Linked DNA regions of Mus musculus: all the other regions are linked to region 3. The links are chromatin loops, found by intact Hi-C in ENCODE. Cell type or tissue: heart. All regions are shown on one strand.

The links. Hi-C counts contacts between places; a loop is a spot of excess contacts. Peaks named below come from ENCODE experiments on the same cell type or tissue, not always from the same donor. Only the 100,000 strongest peaks of a DNase experiment are listed, where the experiment ranks them.
Region 1: it touches region 3 in a loop (2.4-fold over the local background); 9 of 42 quality-filtered maps call a loop at or near these places.
Region 2: a loop joins it to region 3, with 2.2 times the contacts of the local background. A loop is called at or near these places in 2 of 42 quality-filtered maps.

What each region holds. Positions count from the first base shown.
Region 1 is chr11:95,305,430-95,313,429 of GRCm38, forward strand. It overlaps Kat7 (K(lysine) acetyltransferase 7), which reads right to left and starts at 4,817. Exons shown (of 15, transcript NM_001195003.1): 1 at 4,606-4,817; 2 at 620-767. The coding sequence starts at 4,620. Gm11520 (predicted gene 11520) reads left to right here and starts at 4,987. Exons shown (of 3, transcript NR_155298.1): 1 at 4,987-5,024. In heart, a CTCF peak has its summit at 396 (motif pointing left); DNase peaks (open chromatin) are centred at 4,302 and 4,872; H3K4me3 peaks cover 2,699 bases; H3K27ac peaks cover 2,568 bases.
Region 2 is chr11:95,254,569-95,262,568 of GRCm38, forward strand. Tac4 (tachykinin 4) reads left to right here and starts at 6,961. Exons shown (of 4, transcript NM_053093.2): 1 at 6,961-7,251. The coding sequence starts at 7,132. Gm11515 (a long non-coding RNA gene) reads right to left here and starts at 5,395. Exons shown (of 3, transcript XR_388972.1): 1 at 4,871-5,395. In heart, a CTCF peak has its summit at 4,068 (motif pointing right); DNase peaks (open chromatin) are centred at 1,362, 4,123, 4,823 and 7,013; H3K4me3 peaks cover 1,705 bases; H3K27ac peaks cover 1,639 bases; H3K27me3 peaks cover 1,384 bases.
Region 3 is chr11:95,361,810-95,369,809 of GRCm38, forward strand. It overlaps Fam117a (family with sequence similarity 117, member A), which reads left to right. Exons shown (of 8, transcript NM_172543.4): 2 at 2,190-2,359. Among named protein-coding and RNA genes, the nearest start is that of Slc35b1, 19 kb to the right of the region's middle. In heart, a CTCF peak has its summit at 4,915; DNase peaks (open chromatin) are centred at 2,782, 3,982, 4,822, 5,362 and 2 weaker places.

The DNA of each region.
Region 1 (8,000 bases), 56 kb before region 3:
ACAGTCTTCAAGACACCTGCATCTCACATTTATATAAGCCACTGCCTATAAAAGAACATCTGACAGAAACCACTTTGAAGACCGAGTATTTCAGCAGCTGCCTTACACTTTGACCATTCTACCACCTATACCAATGGTTTTCAACCTGTGGGTCTCAACCCCTTTGTAGGTAGGGTATTAAATGATCCTTTCACAGGGGCCAAATGTCAGGTATCCTGCGTATCAGATATTTACAGTATGATGCATAACCTTAGTAAAGCTATGGTTATGAAGTAACAACGATTATTTAATGGGGGGCTGGAGAGACAGCTGCTCTTCCAGAGGTCTCAGCACCCACATGGTGGCTCATAACCATCGATAATGAGATCTAGCGCCCTCTTCTGGCCTGCAGGCACACACACAGACAGGTGCTGTACGCACAATAAATCTTTAAAAAATAATAATTTAAAGGAGGGGGGTCACGAAAACATGAAGAATTGTACTAAAGGGTCGCAGTGTTAGGAGGGCTGAGAACCACTGCTCTCCATCAAGCTCAGGAGCAGTATCCCTATGAACCAGCACAACAGAATGACACCACTGTCCACTGTGAAGAAGTCAGGGGAAAGGAAAACATGTTTACCTTGGGAACTCTGGCTTAGCCTGGCTGAGGAGCGGGTGACTCGGGCAGATCGGCGCGAGGTGCCATCACTCTCTGAACTGTCTGTATGCTCGAGATCTGTAGAAAAATCGGAATCTTCGGTTCCATCTGAACTACTGCCTGCATTTCTCTGCAATACCATAGATCCAGACATTAGCACAAAAGCATTTACTACAGTTTTCTATTAGCACTGGAAGTAAAATGAACCATGATGCTGAAGTACCAAGTTCCAACATAAGGAAGGACTCCACCACCAGCCAGCCTTTCCCCTCCCTGCTGTGCAGAGGCGCTGCCCTTCCTTTCAGACATGCTAGTGGAATGACCTACAACCAAACCACCTGTACTCAGCAGACCGAGAAGAGAAGTAATTCTTCGTGTATTATCACTAATTCTGAAACAATCTGGACTGAATCACTAGAAATTGGAAATAAAAGCACCCAACCCAACAACAAAACACCCAAATCAAAATGGTCTGGCTAGTCAAGAAAAAAATAAAAAGGACAAACGAAAGAAAAAGCACAGTCCAGTGGCTGACAGCACAGGCCGCTCCGGCAAAGGACCCTAGTTCATTTGCCAGCACTTGCCCACTTGGTAGTTCACAACTGAAGTCTGTAACTCCCGCTCCAGAGGGAGCCAAATACCTCCAGCCTCCGCAGGCACCTGTTCTCACACATCCCTACACACATCCAGATAATTAAAATAGTACAACTAAACCTTAAAAAAAAAAAAGGAAAAGAAAAAGTCCAAGATGGCATATAAAATGTTATTGCTAGGCCTCACTGAACTTTGGGGTAAATTTTATTCAAATTCTCCATCAACAAAAATTATATTATATATTATAATATAATAAAAATTATATTAGCTGGGCATGGTGGTGTATGCCATTAATCCTAGGAGTAAGAAGATCTCTGTGAGTCCAGGGCAGCCTGGTCTACATAACAGAGTTCCAGGACAGCCAGAGCTACAGAGAAACCCTGACCGGGGTCATTTCAAAGTATGTTCTTGGGGCTGGAGAGATGGTTTGGTGGTTAAGAGCATTTGCTGCTCTTCCAGAGGACCTGGGTTCAATTCCCAACATCCATGGCAGCTTACAACTACCTGGAGCTCCAGTTCTAGGAGCTCTTTTTTTTTTTTTTAAGATTTATTTATTATTATATGTAAGTACACTGTAGCTGTCTTCAGACACACCAGAAGAGGGAGTCAGATCTTGTTACGGATGGTTGTAAGCCACCATGTGGTTGCTGGGATTTGAACTCTGGACCTTCGGAAGAGCAGTCGGGTGCTCTTACCCACTGAAAGAAATTAACCAAAAAAAAGATACAAATTATTTTCTTAACCATCAGTCCTCAAAGTTTCTCCACATGGATGTTATAAGTGCTGCTGGAAAGGAATTTATACTAAAAACTAAATAGGTATTCAAACCGGGCTTTTTAAAAATTAGATTTATTTTACTGTATGTGTGAAAGTTTTGCCTGTATATTGATCTCATACACGCCCTCGGAGGTCAAGGGAGGTTGTCCAGTCACCTGGGACTGGAGTCATAAGCGGTTGTGAGGCTTGAAACAAGGTGCTTGGAACCCAGTCCTCTACAAGAGCAATGAGTACTCTGACCAGCTGAACAATCCCTGCAGCCCCACGTGTCAGGTTCTCAGAAAAACGCATGCCACACCCTAGCCATAACTCTCGGCCTCTGGAAGGGTGATGAGCCATGAAGATTACTTTACCTAGTAAGCACTGACACGTGCTCTTTTCTAAGCTGGACAAAGAGTACTTGCTGAAATCACTACAACTCCTCAAACTCAGTCCTACTATCTTTGGCAGGAAAAGGGAGTGGGACAGACGAAGGACTGAACTCAGGGCTTCCCGGCAGTAACCACACCCCACTGAGCTATAGCTTAGTCCCAGGCCCCAACGCTTTATTCAAAGAATAAGCTCCCTGGGGCCAAGTATGTTTGGAGTTACTAGATTCTTACAGAGGACACATATATCCTGTGATTAACAACCCACACTAAAAACATTAATATTTTCTAGCAAACAGAAATTTAGTATCACACTACATGAGGCATATAAAAAAACTAAATAACCTAAGGATAGATTAGGACAGATTGGCCATCAACCAAGTTACCAACATATTTACATTTGGGTTTTGTTGGTTTTGAGATAGGTTCTTGCTATTTAGCTCAGGCTGGCCTGGAATTTATTATATAACCCAGGTTTGCCTTAAGCTCAAGATGAGCCTCCTGCCTCAGCCTCCAGGATGCCAGAACTACAGGTGTGTATCACTATACCCAGCAAGAACTTACATTTTCTTCTTCTTTTTGAGTCAGGACACCCCAGCATATCAGCCATGTGTACCTCAAACTATAGAGATCCACCTCCCAAGTGCTGGAATTAAAGGCTTGTACCATAACATCCAGGAAGAATTTACATTCTCCACTTTTACATTTGGAAACTGCTAAAAGGAGACTAGATCATTCCAACAAACCAGTAGGTCTGTCTCTTGTATTTGGTATGCCTGGATATAAATACTACCTGTCGAGCTGATGAGATGGCTCAGCAGGTTAAGAGCACTGACTGCTCTACCGAGGGTTCTGAGTTCAAATCCCAGCAACCACATGGTGGCTCACAAACACCTGTGCCCTCTTCTGGTGCGTCTAAACTCAGCTACAATGTACTCATGTATAATAATAAATAAATCTTTGGGCCTGAGTGAGCAGAGGTCCTAAAAATTCAATTCCCAACAACCACATGAAGGCTCACAACCATCTGTACAGCTACAGTGTACTCACATACATAAAATACATAAATTAATCTTTTAAAAAAATACTACCTGTCAACTCTGGTCATTGCAAGAGACATTAATGTAAATATTTAACTTGGAAAGCTTCCATGAAGAGTGATCTCTGCAGAAATATGAATACCAACCGTCTATCCATCCAAATATTTCATTCAAAAATCTGACCACAAGTAAATAGAGGCACAGAATGTCACTAAAAGGCAAACTTTAGGGTCATCTCAGCCAAAGACCCTGACACCCGTCCATGACCTATCAATTCTGCCTGGCTTAACCCTGAAAATCAGCTCTTTACTTATTTCCCACGTTAACGGCTTTCTTACAGTGTATACAATTTCAAGCAGAGACTGTATGAACTATGGTTCTTTGTGTTCTTCTCTCAACAGCGATAACCCTTTAAGCCAGTGATCACGCATACTTTTCGAATTCCTAGCAACTAGCACGTAACACTGCTCTTTGCATTTTACGACTGAACATATGGGGCAAATGTCATACAGTTCAACAAACATTTACTGACCAGGAAATGTCAAACTGAACAAATAGGTGGAAGACGGTGACTGAGACGCAACAGGCCTGCGAGCTATCCCTTGGGGGTGGGCGCTGGCTTTCTAACCACCCATCCTCGGCTTTGTTGTAATCCCCCCACCAGGAAAGGAAAGTGGTCTTCCCAACTCGCCTTTACAACACCTATCGCCATCTCTATCCGGAAGGGCGGGGCGTTGGTCGCCCCAATCCAGGCCTTGCTAAGCCGCACCCGCCACAAGAACAGACTGCAAAGCTGGGCCAATAAAGAGAAGGGAGAGCATTCGCCACAGCCAGTCGGAGAGCACCGGGGCCAGACCGAGACACCGCCCACGCACGCGGGGAGGTGACCGTTGGGCCCAAACAGGCGGCGTCACCATCCAATCAATACGCTTCTAGACATTTCCGCGACCAATTAACAAGAACGCCTCCGATCCGGGCAAGCAGAGGGCGGGAATAGTTACAGGCATAGGCCGAGGCCAGGGTCGGGCCCACATTTTTCTGTCTGGTACCGAGAGGAGACAGAGTAGCTAGGCTAGGTTCGGGGGACCAGAAAGTTGGAACCCAAGCACGACGAGGCGTGGCCAACCGCGTCACGTTACTCAATCGACTCCCCTTAGAAACCCGCCATCCCTTCTCTGCCATTTCTCACCTTCCTTCGCGGCATTGCCGGCGGCTGCAGCCCGACGGTTCCGATTCGGGCGGCGGCAGCACCAGCAGGAACGGGGGCTCCGGCGGGCTCCGTGGCGGCCTCTGTAGCTGTCCCAAACCCTGCGGACGATCCCAAGTGCCTCCTACCTCTCAGCGTCTAGAGCCTTCTGCGCAAGCGCCGCGGGCTGGAAGCGCCTATTCCTTAACTTCCGGCTGAGGCTTGCGTCACCTGACCTTTAGGCCAGTGAGGATCATGGGAAGCTCGAAACTCTTAGTGAGGCCAGTCAGCGCCATTTTGGAATTGGGCAGGAGACGGCACCAGTGGTGAAACCTTCGGCTAGACCTTTTTAGTTAGGTAGGCGGCATTCGTGTGGGATTAGGTAGCCATGATTGTTTGGGGCAGAAGTCTGGCAGTTGAAGGTAACCGTTTTCATCTTTACATTGGGCAAACTCTTCCTTCCTCGTCGTTTTAATTTGTGGCGTGGAGGGAGGAAAACCCCAGAATCCATCAGGTTGTCGATCTTTAACTCTTTCATTTCCTAGTCGGCCGAAGGACGTTTCCGTTCATTCTGTAAACTCCGAACTGGCAAGAGATATTTTGCCCAAGGAACTGCTGTAAGAGCTATTCCGTGTTCCGGAGTGGTGTGAATGGGGCTTGAATAAAGGATTGACAGGGTCGTTGTCGGTCTTGAAGTGGGGTAGAGTGTTCTCTTTATGCCTTGTCCTTGCGTTAAGAGAACAAGAAGTAAGTTATGAGATGATGCAGAGCCATTCTCAGGATGCCGGAGCGCCAAAGAATTTCCAGTTTATCTCTGTTGTGAAACGCCCCCGGCTTATCAGTGCTCTGCTTTGGTTTGAGATCTTTGGGTGGCCCGGAGAGGGGCGGAGGACGTGGTTTGAATGTGAGGGTGCTGTACCAAAAGTCGGAGAAGTGTTGAACCTCATTCAGCCCGTGTGACCTCTGTAGCACAAATGCAAGAGCCAAGAACTGAGTGGAGAGAGAAATAGTATTTTGAAAGACACTAGAAAGGGAGTGGGTATTCAAGTAATAATAAAAGGCCATAAGAAGAAGAAATTAAGACTAGAAGAAAGAGCTATACGAAAAGTCTGGAACCAGGTGGGGGGGTGGGGGTGGGGGTGCATGCTTTTTGAAGCAGGCAGATCCAAATCATGAGCTTACGGCCAGCCTGGTCTACATGGCCAGTTCCAGGCTAGATCCTGTCTCGAAAAAGAAAAGTCTGGAAAGTGGTTTGTAGGCCTTGAAGTTTTAGCCTCAGAGGACTTGAAAGAACCAAGGTGAACCAAGAGTGACTTGCTGGAATCAAAGCAACCTCAGTAATTACCAAGATAGAATTCTGGTTCCAGATTTGTGTGTGTGTGTGTGTGTGAGCTGAGCACGCACTCATGACCAGGTGAGTGCTCAGAGGACAACTTTGGGGAATAGATTCCTAACTTCCACCTTTGTGGTGTCTCTGGGATCAAACTCGGGTCATCCAGCTTGCTGAAAGAGCAAGTGCTTTTATCCCCTGAACCCCCACAGGCCCCTATCAGAATTTCCATTTGAGGCTGGCTAACCTGGAGAGAGGCTTTAAGAACAGAATACAAACCTGATTGACATGCTAAACAGAGGACTCTTCGGAGTTAAAAAAATTCCAGACCCTTAGCCCACATTCCCTGGGGCTGGGGGTGGGGAATAGCTTAAGCCATTGTTGACGCCATTAGCATTCGGTATTTTGCTTTTAGTACTTAGTATAAATACCTTTTAACAATCTTTGTGAGTTGATTTGCACATAAAAACTTGCTTGAAAAGGGCTCAGATATTTTCCTTTGTATTATTTTAGCTCTCTCGTGTTTAATCCATTCTATCACTGTTCTTTTCACGTAAGGATATGTTCCTGGGGCTACTCTGGAATGTTCTAACTCCCTAACTAGTGCTAACAGCCTCTTATATTTGAATAATATCCTTTTAAGTTGGCTTGTGGTGACACACATCTGTACTCCCAGTCCTTGAATCAAAAGCTTGATTCAGTTTAAGGTTTTCAGCTACATGGTTCTAGGTCAGCCTAGACCGGATTCATCTTCCAACCCCCTGTAATTTCTTTTCTGTCTTCAGAAAGACTTTCCTGATTTACTGTTTGTAAGGTAATAAAACATGGTGACATTATTTTTCAGAAACTACTGCATATTTTCAAACGTTGGTAGATATGTCCCCCCTCCATTTCCCAGCCAATAGGAACACAGTCCCTACTCCTCATTATCAGCTTCACTAGAATTGAGTACAAGGCTTTGATGTCAGATGCAGATCAGCTCTGTCTTTTTTTTTTTCTCTCTGTGTTGCTCTTGGATGGGTTTTTTTTTTTTAAGATTTATTTACTAATATATGTAAGTACACTGTAGCTGTCTTCAGACAACTCCAGAAGAGGGAGTCAGATCTTGTTGCGGATGGTTGTGAGCCACCATGTGGTTGCCGGGATTTGAACTCTGGACCTTCGGAAGAGCAGTCGGGTGCTCTTACCCACTGAGCCATCTCACCAGCCCCCTTGGATGGGTTTTTAAATTGACCTAAGTTTCTCATCTTAAAGTGTTTGTGCTAATGACCAGCTGACTAAGTGGTTGGAAAGAATAAAAGAAATGAGTGTTTTGAAAGACTCAGCAAGTTCCTGAGATAGAGTAAGTGCTTGATGTATGGCTCTTTGTTTGTTTGCAGTCTCTCTAATCATGACTATAGCATCCTACTGTTTGGTATTTTCCTGTGGTGTCAGTGGTCACTTCTATCTATTTAGCTCACTTCAGCTTTAGAAACCTAGCAATTACACAGACATCATGTTATACCAAGATGGAGAAAACAGCATCTTCCCTCAGTGGAGCTATGAGTTTGAGTTGTTCTCAAATGCTATGGACTACTAAAAAAAAAAAAAAAAATAGAAGGACAGAAGGATCCACCGGGACAGAGAGGCAGGCGGAGCATTTCGTCTGAAAAGTAGGAAAAAGATGAAAGGTGAATGAAAAATTTAATAGGATGACAGAAACCAGGGGCTTTCCATGCAAAGAGTACAGCATGTTGAGAAGCTGAGGTGTGGAGCAAGCGTCCTGTCTGGGGTAACTGACTTGGCAAGGGGGAGTGAAATGGTTGCCAAAATGGTGCTGGGAACCAGTTCCTGCAGAGCCTTCTGTACCTGGGTTGGGAGACTGGACTGGAGGGGCTAGGCTGGTACTGAAGTACTTTAAGCAGAGACATTCCGTGATCAGACTTGCAGTTTAGAGATTTACTTCTGGCAGCTTTTAGAGGAGGGATCAGAGAAGCAGGGAAGCCCAAAGTAGTTTAGTTCAAATGCTGCTGCAATCTGCGCCCAAGACGAGGGCTAACTAAAGCAGACTGGGATGGCGGGGACAGTC
Region 2 (8,000 bases), 110 kb before region 3:
CATGTCTCAACACTATCCTTGCCCACCAGCCCCTGGGCACTGGAGACTCACTGACTCCTGCAGAATTCAGCATGGTCATCCCCCTGCCTCAGGGCTAACTACCTCTCCAGCTGGTTAGTGAGGTAACTGACACTCCCTTAAGTCTCATCCCGCCCACCCCCCTGCTCGGTGCTGGGGATTGAACCCATGGCCTCAGGCATGCCAGGCAAGCAGCACTCGACCCCAGCCGCAGTTGAAACACTCCTCCAAGGTTCTCAGACTTCCACTGCGGTCTCTTTCCCAGAATTTACTCATTGCACAAGGCACACCGAAGTGTGCAAAACCAGAGCCACACCCCAGGTTAAAACACCAGAACTTGGGCTGGTGGAATGACTCTGCCTGTAGCCAACTGTAACAACCTGAGTTCAACCCCTGGGGTTCACGGGATGGAGGGAGAGAATGAACTCCCTCGGTTGTCCCCTGACCACACACATGGGCATGTCCCTACCTCATAAACAAAACACATAGACAAACAAACAACAAACAAATGCATGTAAAAATTTAAAGAACAAAAACCAACCCTTTACAGAGAGAAATGAAGGCACCCTGTGTCTCCCCCGGTCCCAGATCTGTCTCTTTCCTGCTCCCCTTCCCATACATCAACTGCTTCCCAGACTGAACCCCAATTCTGCAAAGTGTTTGACACTGTCCTGGCATCTGCATGTATCCGTTTATAAATGGACATGTTTTTCGTGTTACTAAGCGGATGGGATCACCTTATAGACAGCCTACTATATGCTTAGTCTTTTTTTTCCCTCCTAATTGCTGGATGTTCTCCAATCGACCCACTTCGCTGGGTTGTAGTACCCCACACTCTTCATCTCTAGTCTGTTCATTCACATTTCTCTGGGTGTTGTCCCCTGATCCCCATGCACATGTTCTTCACAGAGGTCAGAGGTCAGCCTCAGGCATCAGCTCTTGCCTTTCACCCCGTTTGAGGCAGGGGCATGCCAGGCTATCCATCTTCAAACCTCCCTCGTAAGTCTCCTGTCTACCCTTAGGACGGTGGGACTACAGACTCATGCTATCCCACGTGGCTTTTATGTGGGTTCTTGGGTTTTTGCTCAGGTCCTCACACTGAGCCATCTCCCCAGACATTTTGAGGGTTCTTGGTGTTCTCTAACAGCTCCAGCACCACCCTTGCTCCTTGAGCCCAGTGCCTCCTCCTGGGCAGTCCAGGCATCTCAGCGCCACACTGTCCAGAAGCGCACCCAGGCATCCTTACTCCTTGAGCCATATTTCCCCATCATCATCCCAGTGCCTCCCACTTCCTGTCCTCCAGACCTCAGACCCAGGACACCCTTGGCTGTCACTGAGCTCAGCCCACGTTTCTCTAGATCAGGACTGGCCTCACCCAGCCCCACCCCAGGTCATCCTGGGACTATTCCAGCGACTTATCCTGACCTCACCCCATACACATGAACATTCTCAGGACGAAACTCCACTACCCCTGCTGAAGAGCCATGGCCCAGGCAAGCCCCAGATCCTTGTTCGTGAACTTTTTTTTTTTTTTTTAAATGATGCTCAGCTGGGCAGAATAGAGCATACTCATAGTTGTAGCACTAGTGCGACAGAAACAGAAGGATTCAAAATTCAAGGCCAGCCTGGCCAGGCAGTGGTGGTGCACGCCTTTAATCCCAGCACTCAGGAGGCAGAGGCCAGCAGATTTCTGAGGCCAGCCTGGTCTACATGGTGAGTTCCAGGAAGGGCCAACCTGGGCTACAGAGTGAGACTGTCTCAAAGACTGCTCCTCCAAGGGACGATGATTGGATTCCAAGCACTCGATGGTGATTCACAGCCTCTTTAACTCCAGTCCCAGGATATCTGATGTCTGCTCTGGCCACCATGTGCACCAGACATACAAGTGTTGCATAAAGATGTAGACAAAAACACCCATACACGTAAAATAAAATATATTTTTAAAAAGTTTTAAAAGATAAAGATTGAGACGGGCGTGGTGGCGCACACCTTTAATCCCAGCACTCGGGAGGCAGAGGCAGGTGGATTTCTGAGTTCGAGGCCAGCCTGGTCTACAAAAGTGAGTTCCAGGACAGCCAGGGCTATACAGAGAAACCCTGTCTCGAAAACAACAACAACAACAAAAAGATAAAGATTGACATTACGTAGTCCTTGAAGGCTGAGTGGAGACGGGGTATGAAATAACCCTTGGCTGTCTGTATCTTCAGGGTCAGAACGGAGGAACAGGGATCAGGCCCACGTGAAATGGCAGAGCCTAGGTCCCAGCTCCAGTCCTGCTAGGCCCAGGGAACTCAGGACATCTTGATGTCTAGAGTCACCTCTGCTTCGATCCTAAGTGCTTGGACATCAGAAATGGAGTTTTCTCCCAACCCCAAGCTGTCCTCATCTGCCCCAAGCTACCCACACTGGCCTCATGTTCACCACAGACAATAGAAGGATTGGGCAGATCTAGGACTGGGACCAGGGGCATCTCCTCATCTCCAGTTGCCCTCTCTAGTTTGGGTGGCTTAGATGTCCAAGGTCATGGTCAGGGATAGCAGGACAAAGTATGTCCTCTAAGGCTAGCCCAGGTGCCCCTTGAGACCGGCCATCCTGATTCCCCCCTCCTAGGCACTGTTTCCATGCTAGAGCCTTTTGAGAGCAGCAAGCTGTTTTGCAGACGGCGGGAACTGGAGGGAGGCTCTATTCCGCAGACCAGGGGCAACGCATTATCAACATTTTCAATTAGCAGTTCACTCCACCGCAGCACTCAGACCAGGCTCCAGGAAGAGAAGACTGGTTTTAAACAGAGCTTCTCTCCCCTCACTAATGGGGTCAGACCCGAGGGTTTACTGTTTGCAGGCGCTGGGAGAAGTGAGCACTTCAGAAAGGCTCCTCTGTTCCCCTGGAGGCAAGGGGCAGTTCTAGAACCCAGAACTCCTAACATCCCATCTTCACCACCCTTCCTGTGCCCACCCTTTAAGATCCAGGATGCTGAATTTTGTCTAAGGAAGACACTCCATACAGGGAGACCCAGTCTGATGGCAGGCACCTAGCTGCCATATTTTAAGAAGCAACTGAATGGTGAAACATCAGGGAATGCCCCATGACTTTCCTTAATCTGGGCTTTCCCAGGGAATGTAGATGGATGTTGTCGTTTAATTATATTATTAACAGCAATAATTGCTGCCATTTATTATATGCTGACAGCGAGCTAAACAAACGCTGCACAAAAATTCTCGTGTTATCTTCTTACTCCCTACAAGTGTGCTCTCTCTCGAGCGTGCTCTCTCTCTCTCTCTCCCCCCCTCTCTGTCTCTGTCTCTGTCTCTCCTACAGCAAGGGAAGTTTAGTGATGGGGCCATAATTTGAACCTCCACACTCTGCAGACACAGTGGAGACAAAACACCCATACACGTAAAATAAAAGGTTAATAGAACAAAACAAAACAAACGAACGCCAAAACCCAAACAACAGTAACAATAACACCAAATCCTGATTTGCTAGCAGTAGATATGGCAACACTTTCAGGAAATTTAATCTGGACCCTGCCAGAGATATGGGAAACCAGGGCTAGAGGCCAACAGCCTAACAGGCTAAAGATGCCAAGAACATGAGAGATTTGGGTTCAGTAGTGGAAATGTGGGTAAATATCTGTCCACCCCAACTCTGACTGTAAGGACCAGTGAGGATAGAGATGGAGCCTTTTGCCCAGTGTGCCTGCTCTTCTGTAGATGCCCTGCTATGTCAAAGTAGACGTTCAATAAATTCATGGCCAATGAGGGGGAACAGTAAGGTGAGAGAAAGAGGGGGGAAGGGGAGAGGGAGGATGGGGGAAGGAAAGGGGAGAGAATGAATGAATATATATGTCCAAGCTATTGCAATGGAGGGGTCCAAGCACGGGGTTTTTATTTGTTGCTCCAGGTCTGGGCTCTCGGGTGACCTGAGCCACTTTACTCCCCCGCCACTGGAAGGAACCTACTGTTCTTCTATGCAAAGAACAGAACATCATCAGAACCCTGCACCCCGGTCCCAACTCGCGGGCACGCGGCGCTCTGGGAGGGGCGATGAGTCGGTCAAAAGCTTCCACGTGGGGGCGCTGGTAGGACGGAAGCAGGGTCCAGCGGCGTCCCTAGATCAGTCCTTAACATCTGGCCTTCTTCCGCAAGTGTCTCCACGGGGCAGCCAAGACCTCTCACCCGAGCCCCTCCCAGCCCCGTCATCGCTTCCCCCCTCCTCCCCCCATTCCGTTTCCTTGATCTAGGAGGTGAACGAAACAAGAGCCGAATGCAGACCCAGGTTCGAATCCCGACTCTGCCACCCGTGGCGCCTGGCCTCCGGGAGCCGGCCTCTAAAGGGCCCACGACCCCCTCCTCTGGCCGAGTGGGTGCGCGGAAGCGTCGGCTTCCTGCCCGCAGCTCGCCCGCGGCATCTAGTGTTTCCCTTTTCTCCCTCGGCTTTTTCTTTTTTCATCCCTGTCCGCTTGCATCTTTTTCTTCTCGGCTCCGCAATCCTGGCCAAACCGCAGCCTTTAGCAATCCTTCGCGCCCACCCGGCGCCCAGGGAGCCTCTCCGCTGCCGCGACCCGCCCCGCGGCCAGAGCGCCGCCCGGGACCCGGGCCGCCCACGTGCAGTTGTTCCGGAGCTCAATCTGCCCTCCTGAGTCGGTGAGGGTTGCTGCCGGCCTCAGCCGATAGAGGGCGCTGCCCCGGTTCGGCCAGTCGGGGGCACTGCTCGGCTCGACCGCTGGAGGGCGCTGCTCGCCCGATCGTGCCCGACTGCGCTAGTACCGAAGTCCCATCCTGCCGGGGCCCCGCCTACCCCCGGGTCCGACCTCAACCGGAATCTGCCACCCACCCTGCGTTTCCCTTACCCTACGAGGACAGAGCGGTCTGTCCTCCGGTGGCCTTGTCATCCATCTGGCTTCGGCGTCCCAGTCCACCCGCCTCAACATTGCAGCGAAGGGGACTCGCCGGCTAGGGCCTCGCCCGCCCGGGTGGCCGAGGGCACCGGGCGGGGCTGCGATCCCGGTCGTCCGGCCTTCCAGCCTCAGCCTGACCGCAAACCGAGGGCGATGCTGCAAATAGCCGCGGTTTCCAGCTGGTGCCCCGCCTCCCTCTTGGTCTTCCGGACCTTTGGGGTTTTCTCTCTCTTCTTCCCTCCACCCTCTCATCTGCCCAGTGCCTCCCCGCTGTGTCCACACAGTGCGCCCACCACATCCTGACCCATGCACTGTGGTTCCTTCACCGGCGAGGTGGAGAACCTCGAGACCAATGCCGAGGCTCGGGCGTCTGCTGTGCCTGTGAACGATTTACGCAGTCATTCATGAACTGCTTGCACCGTAGCAAGTTTGCAGACAGGGAAACTGAGGCTCAGAAACTCCTCACAGGGGCTGGAGAGATGGCTCAGCAGTTAGGAACACCATCTGCTCTTCCAGAGGTCCTGAGTTCAATTCCCAGGAACCACACGGTGGCTCACAACCATCTGTAATGGGATTCGATGCCCTCTTCTGGTGTGTCTGAAGACAGAGTACCCACATACTTGAGAGAGAGGAGAGAGAGAGAGAGGAAGTCTGGGGGCTTCTCTGGGTTCCTCTCCTTTTCTCAAACTTCCTCAAACACATCTCTTTAAAGTCAGGTGCCATCAAGAAAAATATACACCAGGGTGGGTGTAATTCAAGAGAGTCAGGGCAGAGTGTGGAGGTCCAAATTATGGCCCCATCACTAAACTTCCCTCCTGTAGCGGAGAGAGGAGAGAGGAGGAGAGACTCCTCACAGACTAAAGTTAATCTATCTGTGCCTATGGTGGGAAGGCTACCTCCTATTCCAGAGCCCATGCTGGGATCCTCAGGCTAGCCTATAGCGAGTCTGACCTGCCTGTTTGCACATCTGTAAAAGATGTTCAGCCTGGCCTGAACCAGGGAATCTGCATTTTAGCATGTCCTAGTATTCTGAAACAACCCCTATTGCAGCGCACCACAGGTTTCTGGCGTTGAGGTTAGACACAGTGTCTTCTTCATCTTCCCATCCAGTCCCAATAATAGTAATAATAACAATAGTTAGCCAGACAAGCATGGGGACACTAGCCTAGCACTTGGGAGACAGGTAAATCTCTGAGTTCCAGGCCAGCCTTGTCTACAAAGCAAGTTCCTGGACAGCCATGACTACACAGAGAAACTCTTATCTCAAGAAAAAAAATAACATTAACAATAGTTAATGGACATTAAATATAGACATCCCACTCTGTGCTGAATGTCCCATGTGCACTATCTTATTTGTCCCCAGCCTTTGGTCCTAGGGCATAGAGGGGTTAAGTAATAGCCAGAGGATCACATAGCTATTCAACGATGATGCTACAGTTGACAGGATGGATGAACGGATGGCCAGGCCGAGAGGGAGGAGCTGAACAGAGAATGAGTTTGTAGTTTGTAGAAGAGTGTGATATGGAAGCACACAGGCTACAAGCAGAAGGGACAAGTGTGGTTCCGTGTTAGAAGGCCACGGAAAAAGTGGAAAATCACTGTGGGTCAGTAGCTGACATTGGGGTTCGGAAGCCATTTTTCTGGCAAATCTCATTTTCCACTTGTAAGAAGCCTCGTTTTTGTTTTTTTTTTAGGGCTGGCACTTTCCAGGGCAGGCAGTGTGTTCTCAGCACTGATGGAGAGAGAGGATGGGAAGAGTACAGAGAAAGAAGAGATGGGGTGGGAGTGGCCGATCAGCAGTGACAGACAGGAAGTGCAGGAAGGAAGCACCATACCGCCCTCTCTCTTCCCATGGGGGTTGTCATCCCTGGCAAGCTGTAACCTCCAGGTCCCACATACTGTGCCATTGTGCACCTGTCACAGGAGGGAACTCTGCCAAAGGGAAGGCTGGTATTGCATCAGTGTTAAGCCTTGGGATCAAATGTTGGGGTGGCAATGGGGAGGTCTAGGCTCCTGATGTCACTGGCTCTATCAGCCAAGGAGAGAGGCTGTCCCATGAAGCAGTGCAAAGGTGGGGTGAGGCATAGGAAGGAAGCAGAGAGTCTAGGACACATCTCAGCCACATACAAGTGGCCCCGTGGGGACCGGAGCCTGCTGGAGGAGGTGGCATCAGGCTGAGTGGGGCTCCCTGGACAGAGAGGCACCTGCTCACCATGTTGCCTCTCCTTGCCCTGCTTCTCCTGATCGGGCCATCAGTGTGCACTACAGCAGGAGACAGAGAGGAACTGGCTTTTGGTGCAGAGGCAGAGTCCTGGGTGACCGTGAACCTGAAGGTACCTTTCTGAGATGGTGACCCATGATGGAAGGCTGGGAGATTCCTTCTAAGGCAGCCAGGATAGCAGAGTGCATTCTCCTAAGCACTTTAATGGCAAGACAGACTGGCCAACTCTGCTGGATGGGGAGGGTCAAGCCTTGATCTGTCCAACTACCAGGGGAGCGTTTGGCTTATACACGTGAGAGCAACAATGTGTGCTGTATAGATGGAAACATTTAGTTAGCACCTACTGTGTTCCTGGTACTGTCCTAACTGCCTTATGAAAAGTAGCCTATTTCAACCTCATGGGGAAAATGTCATTGCTATCCCATTTCACAGATAAGAAAACCGAGGTACAGAGAGGTCACAGAGCTTCTTTAAAGTGAATTGCCTCAAAAGCACAGCTTCTACTTTAGCTAGGTTCTGGTTCTATGTATATTTGAATTGGAGATTGTTTTCCAGAATTTCTTTTCAAGTGACCAACTGGAACAGGATTGCTATTTTGCCTCATACAAGGAACTAACTGCCTTTGCCTCCTGACAAACACTGGTGTTTGACAATGGTAGCGTCTACCACCCTCCTGCATACTGTTACTGGGAAGAAACAGTTTTTAAGGAATTATTTATTTTATGTATATGAATACACTGTTGCTGTCTTCAGACACACCAGAAGATCCCATTATAGGTGGTTGTGAGCTACTATGTGATTGCTGGAAATTGAACTCAGGACCTCTGGAAGAGCAGTCAGTGCTCTTAACCACTAAGCCAT
Region 3 (8,000 bases):
AGGAATGGTTAAACAAATCACTGTTTGATATCATAAATTCTTTAAAATGGCAAATATGTAGATCATTGATACTTTGAATTGGGATTTTGTAATATATAAAACAATGCAAAATATATTTTATAATTTATATTGATTAGGAGCCTGTCAAAACATATGTAAGTATCTAAATTAATTTGAAGAATTTCACATTATTGGTATCTTTTTTTTAAAAAGCTGGTTAACATAAATAATGTAAAATTCACTGCCAGGTAACAGTAGTGCACACCTTTAGTCTCAGCACTTGAGAGGCAGAGGCAGGTAGATTTCTGTGACTTCCAGGACAGCCAGGGCTACACAGAGAAGCCCTGTCTTAAAAAATAAAACAACCCACCGAGCAGTGGTGGCTCATGCTTTTAATCCTAGCACTTGGGAGGCAGATTTCTGAATTTGAGGCTAGCCTGGTCTACGGAGTGAGTTCTAGAACAGACAGGGCTACACAGAGAAACCCTGTCTCAAAAAATCAAAAACAAACAAACAAAAAAGAAACAAACAACAAAAGCAAAACAACAGCAAAATTACCATTTTAAGCATCTTAAGTTTACAATTCCATGGCATAAGTACATTTATAGTGTAGCCATCAGACTATCATTTCTGGAATGTTTTACCATCCCAGAGGTAACCATCGATTAACAGAACCCCCCATCCCCTTCCTTCTGTGCTCATGGTCACCTTAGTCGTCCTTGGCCCTATGGATTTGGCTATTCCAGATGTCTCATGAAGGTGGACTCCTATGACATTTGCTGTCTGTCTGTATCTGGACTATTTCACCCTGTGCCACCAGGTTGCCTTCAATTTATGGCTATTATAATTGATGCTACTGTGATCATACATATATAAATAACTTTTCAAATCTCTGCTTTCAGAGGTGTTTTTCTTTTTTTCTTTTCTTTTTTTTTTTTTTTTTTTTTTGAGGGGAGTCTTTACCTAGAATTGGAATTTCTGGACCCGAAGGGAATTTTATGTTTAATTTTTTGGGGAACTGCCAATCTTTCTGTGTCTTTTTAATGTAAACCTCTTCAAGTCTATTTATACCTACAGTTCCCAGTTCCTTCTGCTATGCTGAATATACACATAAATCACAAGGGATTACTACAGATGTGAAGGCAGTTTGTCTGTTTAAAGGAGAGTCTTTATAGATCCTCAGATAGTGGAGTGTTTGAACAGGGACATAGAAAACAGAGTCAACTCAGACCCCTGAGACTTCCAGATGATCCCAGAACTCTTATGTTTTAAAAAGAGTTTCAACTTTTAATTTCTCCCAGAAATCTTAAGCCAACATAAAATAAAATGAATGCATTTATAATTGCCCCTTCTTGTGTTTTGTTTTTTGCCATTCAGATAAAAGTCAGAGAAGGGGTTGGGAAAGGCCCGCAGACTTGGCTGCTGTCTTCTGCTGCACGCCTTGGCTTAGAGCTTTGAGGCTCTTTCTGGGCCAGTGCCCTAGCTCTCCTGGAGCTGCCTGGGCTGGAGGAAGTAGTAAGGACCCTTCATGCTGGGCCTGGTGGTACACACCCGAAATCCCAGTTTGGGAGACAGGCAGAGGATTGAATTCAGGATGGGCCTGGGCTACACAGCCCATTCAAGGCCATCCTGGGCAATATGGCAAGATCCTATCTCAAAAACATAGCGCTGTGGAATACAGTCCTTGTTTGGCCTATGTAAGGATCTGGGTCCAGTCTTTAACACCATAAAAAGAAGAAAAGAATGTTTTTTAATTAATTGAGCCATTTGTGCAGCAAAGAAGATTCAAAATGGATGCAGGAGGAGGGAAGGAGGGCAGAAAATGTAAAAAGGGAAGAAGGCTTGTGTTTTATGAACATGGAGTTCCCTCCGAGGCTAGGAAACAGTTCCTCCAGGGAGTCTCTCGGAGTGGACACCTGGGAGTGCTGGGCTCAGAGTACCCTAGAGCAGGAACAAAGGACATCGTAAGGGACCTCTGTGTCCACTGTGAAGTGGTCAGAAGGGATCCAGTGAGGACGTGAAGTCAGGGTTGCTGGTCAGACAGGATGGGCCTTTGCTGTTGTGAATTCTTTCAGGAAGGTGGGAAGACATGGCAGGCAGATGAGGTATCCTGGAAGAGAGGAGGCTGGTTGCCATGACTCCTTCCTCCATGCTGATGGCAAGGCCTTGCGGGCTGTGCTCTCTTTCAGCCAGCGTTCCATGTTCGGTGGCCCCAGAAAAGTCGGTGTGTAGGCCTCAGCCACCCCAGGTCCGGCGTACGTTCTCCCTGGACACCATCCTCAGTTCCTACCTTCTGGGCCAGTGGCCACGAGATGCCGATGGGGCCTTCACCTGCTGTACCAATGACAAGGCCACCCAGGTAATGGGATCAGGGGGGTGGGAGGGCTGGCTGAGGCCACTGGTGACTTCTGTCACAAAAGTGACTTGACCTGGGTTTTGGGTGTACATAAAAGCTTTTCTTCTTCTACTGTTTACCAGGGTTTTTCCATCTTTGTTTTCTTTTGTAAACATAGGTGAAAATGAGTTTGCATTCCACCTGGTGGAAAAGAGACGTCAAGCTGGGGCTTACAGTTTGGATTTCAGGGTTTACATGTGGAGAATCTGCAGCTGGCTTTTAAGTTTGGGACTTTTAAAATGAGATTTGCCCTCCTGAAGTTAAACTAAGGCCAACATTTGGTCCAGTTTGCATTCCCCAGGCATTCGAGGAAGTGGCCAAAGAGGCGCTGAGCCAGGGTCGACCCCATTGGATCAGTAGGTGTAGGGCATTCTCGTGAAGAGCTACACCTTGCCAGCAGCCAGGCCAGAGCTGCTCCAGGGCATCCGAGTCCTGCACAGCCCAGCTTTCTCTCCTGTGTTTTCATGAACAGTCCTGCCCTTGGAAGGGATCTCCACAGACCATCCAGCCCATGTGTCCATCTTTTGGATAAGATTTGTTAACTTGAGCAAAAAAGTCAATCTCATCTGGAAATTACCCAAAGAAGTTTCTTAGTCTGACCTAGGATTTCAGTCTTCTTAGCATTTAAGTTTGGTAAGAGCCAGGCTCCCTTTGGGGGCAGCTTAAGCTGAGTCCTCTTCAACTTGCAGGGAAGAACACCTAGCTTGGCCCAGCCCTTCATTCTGGGTAACAGGACAAGAAGGGGTGAGGCAGCTCTTCCTTTGCTGTGTAGAGTGTATCCAGTCTGCCCCCATCCATGTTGCATGACAGCCGGGTCGTATGGACCCCCATGCTCCATGCAGCTCGCTCTGCCTCCTCAGCTCATCCCACCAGCTCCTTTCTTTTTATGAGATCCACTTTCAAATGTGTCTAATGAACATTTGAACACCCTCTCCTTTCCAATGGTTACAAGATTTGGTTTCTTTGAGCCTGGTTTCCAGTTGCCTGAAGGCCCGAGAACAGACAACCAAGGGATGTCATGGGGCTGATGTCTGGCAAAGTCTAGAGGAGCAAGAGTCTTCCAGAAATGCCCCTTGTTGTATCAAAAAGAATTGAAACAAGGTTAAAGCAGTAAGGTGATATCAATGGCCAGTCCTCTGTAGAAGTGCAGGAAGGAGGTGAAGGGGAGCAGGCGCTCTCCGGGAGCCTGCACTGGTCTCCCTTTATCCTTAGATAAGGAGACAGGGGCATGCTTCATCCCTCGTGAGCCTGGCAGTACACACTCCTTTCTCTATGGCTCAGGCCAGATAATGTAGTAAATCACGGAGGGCTTCCTGCAGGGGTGGACCTTGATGTTGCTTCAAGTAGGTGGATGCATGAGCATCTTGCTTTGCTAGACATCAGGCAGCGTATCCCTACCTCGGTCATTTCCTGTTTGCCAGCCTCTGTCCAGTGGCTGTCCTATTTCTCATGGAGCTTTCTCTCTGTCACCCCAGGCAGGGCTGGCCTCAGACATTCTCTGGCCAAGTTGGAGTGGCCTGGGTTCTGAGCTGCGTGTTTTTGCTTCGGCTTCCAGCTGCAGGCCAGATCTTTTATATAACAAGTCTGGGCTCCTTGCCACAGCGAGACAGAGGTCAGCGATGTGCCTCCATGGGTCTGGCAAGGCCCAGCCCTCGAGCTTTCCTCTTTCCCGGGATGGGCTCCAGCCCTCGCTCGAGGAACTCTTAGCAACCTGTCAATATTGTGGCTGCAGGCAAGAGGTGGGAGGATTCTGATCGGTGTAAGCATCCAACCCCAAGTATGTGCTCTGCCCATCTCCCAGGCCTGCTCTTCAGGGAAGTTTCTGCTCCTAGGCTTGGGTTCCACTCAAATTACTGCTTGAGGCTCCTGTGCCTGGTACAAGCTGCCACATTTAGCACTGGCATTACACTGTGAAAGCTTTAGGCTCAACTGCCATCTCCCCAGAAGGCCTTGTGCATCCCTTCTGAACAGCGAGAGATCACCCAGGAGGATGGATGAAATTTTCAGGAAATGTGGAGAAGGGAAAGGGGAGTGGGGAATCTAGATCTATTAAGGTCTTTGAAAGCATGCCTCTGTGTGTGTGTGTATGTGTGTGTGTGTGTCCGTCCGTCTGTCTGTCTGTCTGTCTGGTTGGTTTGCTTGTTGGGTTGTAATGCTGGAGATAGATAGAGCTTAGGGCTTCAGGCAGGCAAGGCAAGTGCTTGTGCTCTGCCACTGAGCTACATCCTGAGTTCATTAAAAGCCTTTCAGCTGTTAGGAGTGGATGGATGCCAGACCTTTCCCAGTCGCTTTGAGCAAGCCAGCTATTCCTACCCTGCCCCTCACTCGCACCCTTTCTCTCTAGCCATAGCAGTGAAACATTCCGTGGTCTGCTTCATCCAGCCTAATGGCAGGTACTTGTTACTGTTCTCCTGGGTGCCTAACCTCCCTGTGTTAGAGGCTATGCCATTGCTGACACTCCCAGGAATGTGCTTTTCAGTTACAGCTGAGGCTAAGCAGCTCTTTCCCAGAACCTCCCCTAGAGGGCTTTGCTCCTTCCAAGCCAGTGTCAGAGCTAGGCCTCAGACCCAGAGCACCTGCCTTTAGAGAGCTGGGCGTGCTGTGTGCTCCAGGCCTGTTAGTGCATAGGGCAGAAGAGATTGAAGAGTGCTCAGCACTTGGGTCTATGGCAATGCTATGATCCCAGGATCCCCTTCCTGGCCATGTTCCATGTTTTCAGTCAAGTACAAGTCAATGTTCAGACAACCGTAGACTGAGTAGGAGCAAGGCTCCTCACATATGAGGGAAGAGGAACAAAAACAGCTATTCTGGAAAGGAGGAAGGGGTGTAACCGGGACACCTGGGGAGGGGCCACGGCTTCGATGCTTGTATCTTTTTCAATGTTGGGGATGGAACCCAGGGCCTGCACATGCTAGCCAGATGCTGTACTTCTGAGCTAGACTTCCAGCTGGCTTGCTTTGAGCCAAGAGGGCCAATGTGAAAGGTGTGAACAGGTGTTTCCAGCAGTGGCTTCCTGAGACAGGGCCAGCGAGAGCTAGGGAGTCACTCCCCCCAGCACCACTTCCTGTGGCATCTCCATCTTCTGCAGGAAGTCCTGTGTCTGAGAGAAGTTTTTCAGAATTGTCTCAGTTTATTTGAGTGTGTTTTCTCTTCTGTGGCCCACCCTTCCTCCAGGCCATCTGGGAACCCAGAGCTGGCCACCAAGTGCTTTAAGTTGGCCTCTCCTAGTGGCTGTGCCCTGGCCAGGGCTCGTGATGGCAGCACATGCCAGTGGCTGTGGTTACCTCTATCCCTTCTTACTGGGCAAAGTATATGAGCCTTGTACTCTTCTGGAGGGAGGAAGTGGGCTTCCCACAGCCGGGATGACTGTTTGAGCAAAGTTCCCCAGCTGGTGGCATCCTTCCCACAGAAGGGACCTCGGGTACCTCCCCTGCCTGGCTCCACTCACACTCGCTTCTTTCCATCCCCATTTCTGCTTAATTGTGGGGAAACCTCTGTGATCCCCACTCCTGCTCCCATTTACCTCTGACTTTTCTTTAGTCTTAAGTTCTTACCAGACGTCATCAGGGAGCATCCCAAAGGCCGGAGGCTGAGCAGCCTCCTGGCTGGAGAGGACTTCCTTTCTGTCTTTCCTGCATCAGGGGCAGGGGTCCTGCCTTTCCCTGAGCTGCTGCCTCAGTGTTCCCTGATGGCACATGACCCAGTGTGACCGTCACAGACCTTTAAAAAATTGTTTTGTTTTTTGTTTGTTTTTGTTTTTGTGGGCATAAGGGCTTGGGCACAGAGCCTGTTTTCCAAACTAGTGTCCAAGACCAGTGGGTCAGTGCATGGTTTGACAATACAACAAATACTTAAATGTGGCCATGATGGAAAATCTGAGGGTTATCCAGTCACTGCTAAGGTAGAAATGGCAGCTTTGGCCACCTGCAGCCATAGTTCTGGTGCTGGCCAGTGGTGCTGGCCTCCGAGCCTTTTTGTTTGGTCAAAGTCCTAATGGACTGGCTTCCTTCTGAACTGAGCTCAGCACCTGCCCTCTGACATATATATATATATATATATATATATATATATATATATATCCCCAGTCAGGTCCTGGGCTGCTCTTTACTTCTGACAGGTACAGTGTGGGTATGTTCCCAGGCCCCAGCCCGGCTCTGCGCATGGAGCATGCCCAGGAGCCAAGGTTACTGGAGACACTGAGGGCCTGGACTCTTCCCCTCCTGGTCATGACCTCCAGGTAGAAACTTAGCTGGGTTGGAGACCAAGAAAGCCATCCCAGTGTGGAGGGCCCATCCTCCTTGCTTTGGCTGCTCTGTTGGCTCTGTGGGAAGCTGTCTTCCTCTTCCATGCCCATCTATCCCTCCACATGCTGCCCTGGAATCTTATAATCCCTGGCAAGACAATCGTCCTCTACCCATGCATGCACGGTTTTGTACAGCAGCTGCAGACCTGCCGCTCACTCATGGTTAGTAATCTTACCCCACCCTCCCTCGCTCCCTTAGCCAGGGTGTGGAGAAAGTCCATTCTAGTGCATGAGTCCCCTGACAAGCATGGACTTTTGGTCCCCTATGCCCAGACTCTCCTCCACACGAAGGGGCGTCTAGCATGACTATTTACACTGCTGCCCCACAGCTTGGCCTGACTCTATCCTGGTGACCTCCTTGAAGTAGATCTTAGCTGTGACTTTACTGTTCCCCAAGGAGACCATGACCAAGGCCTTTGTAGTGAGGCTCAGAAAGGAGGATCCTGAGCAATCTGGGGTACATTTCCCCCACTTGACATATCCACTGCAGCTAGAAAGGCAGAAAGCTGGACCTTTGTACCTGCCCGGCTTGACAGTACTCACACCAGCCTGTAAACAGCTTTCAGTAGTGGTTGGCTTCTCTTAGCTCATAGCACCTTGCTCTAGCCTCTGCTTTAGTGGTCACATGGCTTTATCCTCTGTATGCACCGGCTCCTTCAGCCTCTCTCTCACAAGAACACTCTGGCAAGGCAGGGATTGGCAGTAAGGCTCGCCCATCGTAGAAGGGAGAGAGATGAGTTTGTCTGGGTTGAGGGATGGGGTGATGATTTCCATGGGCAGGTGGTGGATGCTGAGATAAAGTGATGGCGTCAGCATCACATGTACAGAGAGTACGCAGTAGTTTGTAGGAAGATGTTGCTCAGGAGAGGTCGGAAATGGATTAGGAAAGGAGATGATACCAACTCCTATGGTTTCCTCATCTTTCTTCCACTCCTGTACCAGTCTACATCTCCCTGTACTCCTTCACAGCTCCTAGGAGGAGGTAGCTGAGACACATGTAGAGGTGTTAGTAGCCAGTTGCAACCTGACCCAGCATCCTTCTTGTCTTTCACCACCCACTTGTGAGCCCGGTATCTTCAGTGGTGAGGAGGGAACATCATCCTCTTAGGTTTTGCCATCTCTCCTCTGTGGTCTTTGCTCCTTTTCCAGAGGTGACAGAGATGTGTAGGACTCAACTCTACTGGCAGCACTGGTGATCTGCAAGCTTGGTCTAGGCACATGAGCAGAGGAGGACATGCGTGTTACTGCAGAGTCCTAGTAGCTGATGGGGAGATAGGCTATGTTCTCCCTGTCAGCTGGTGT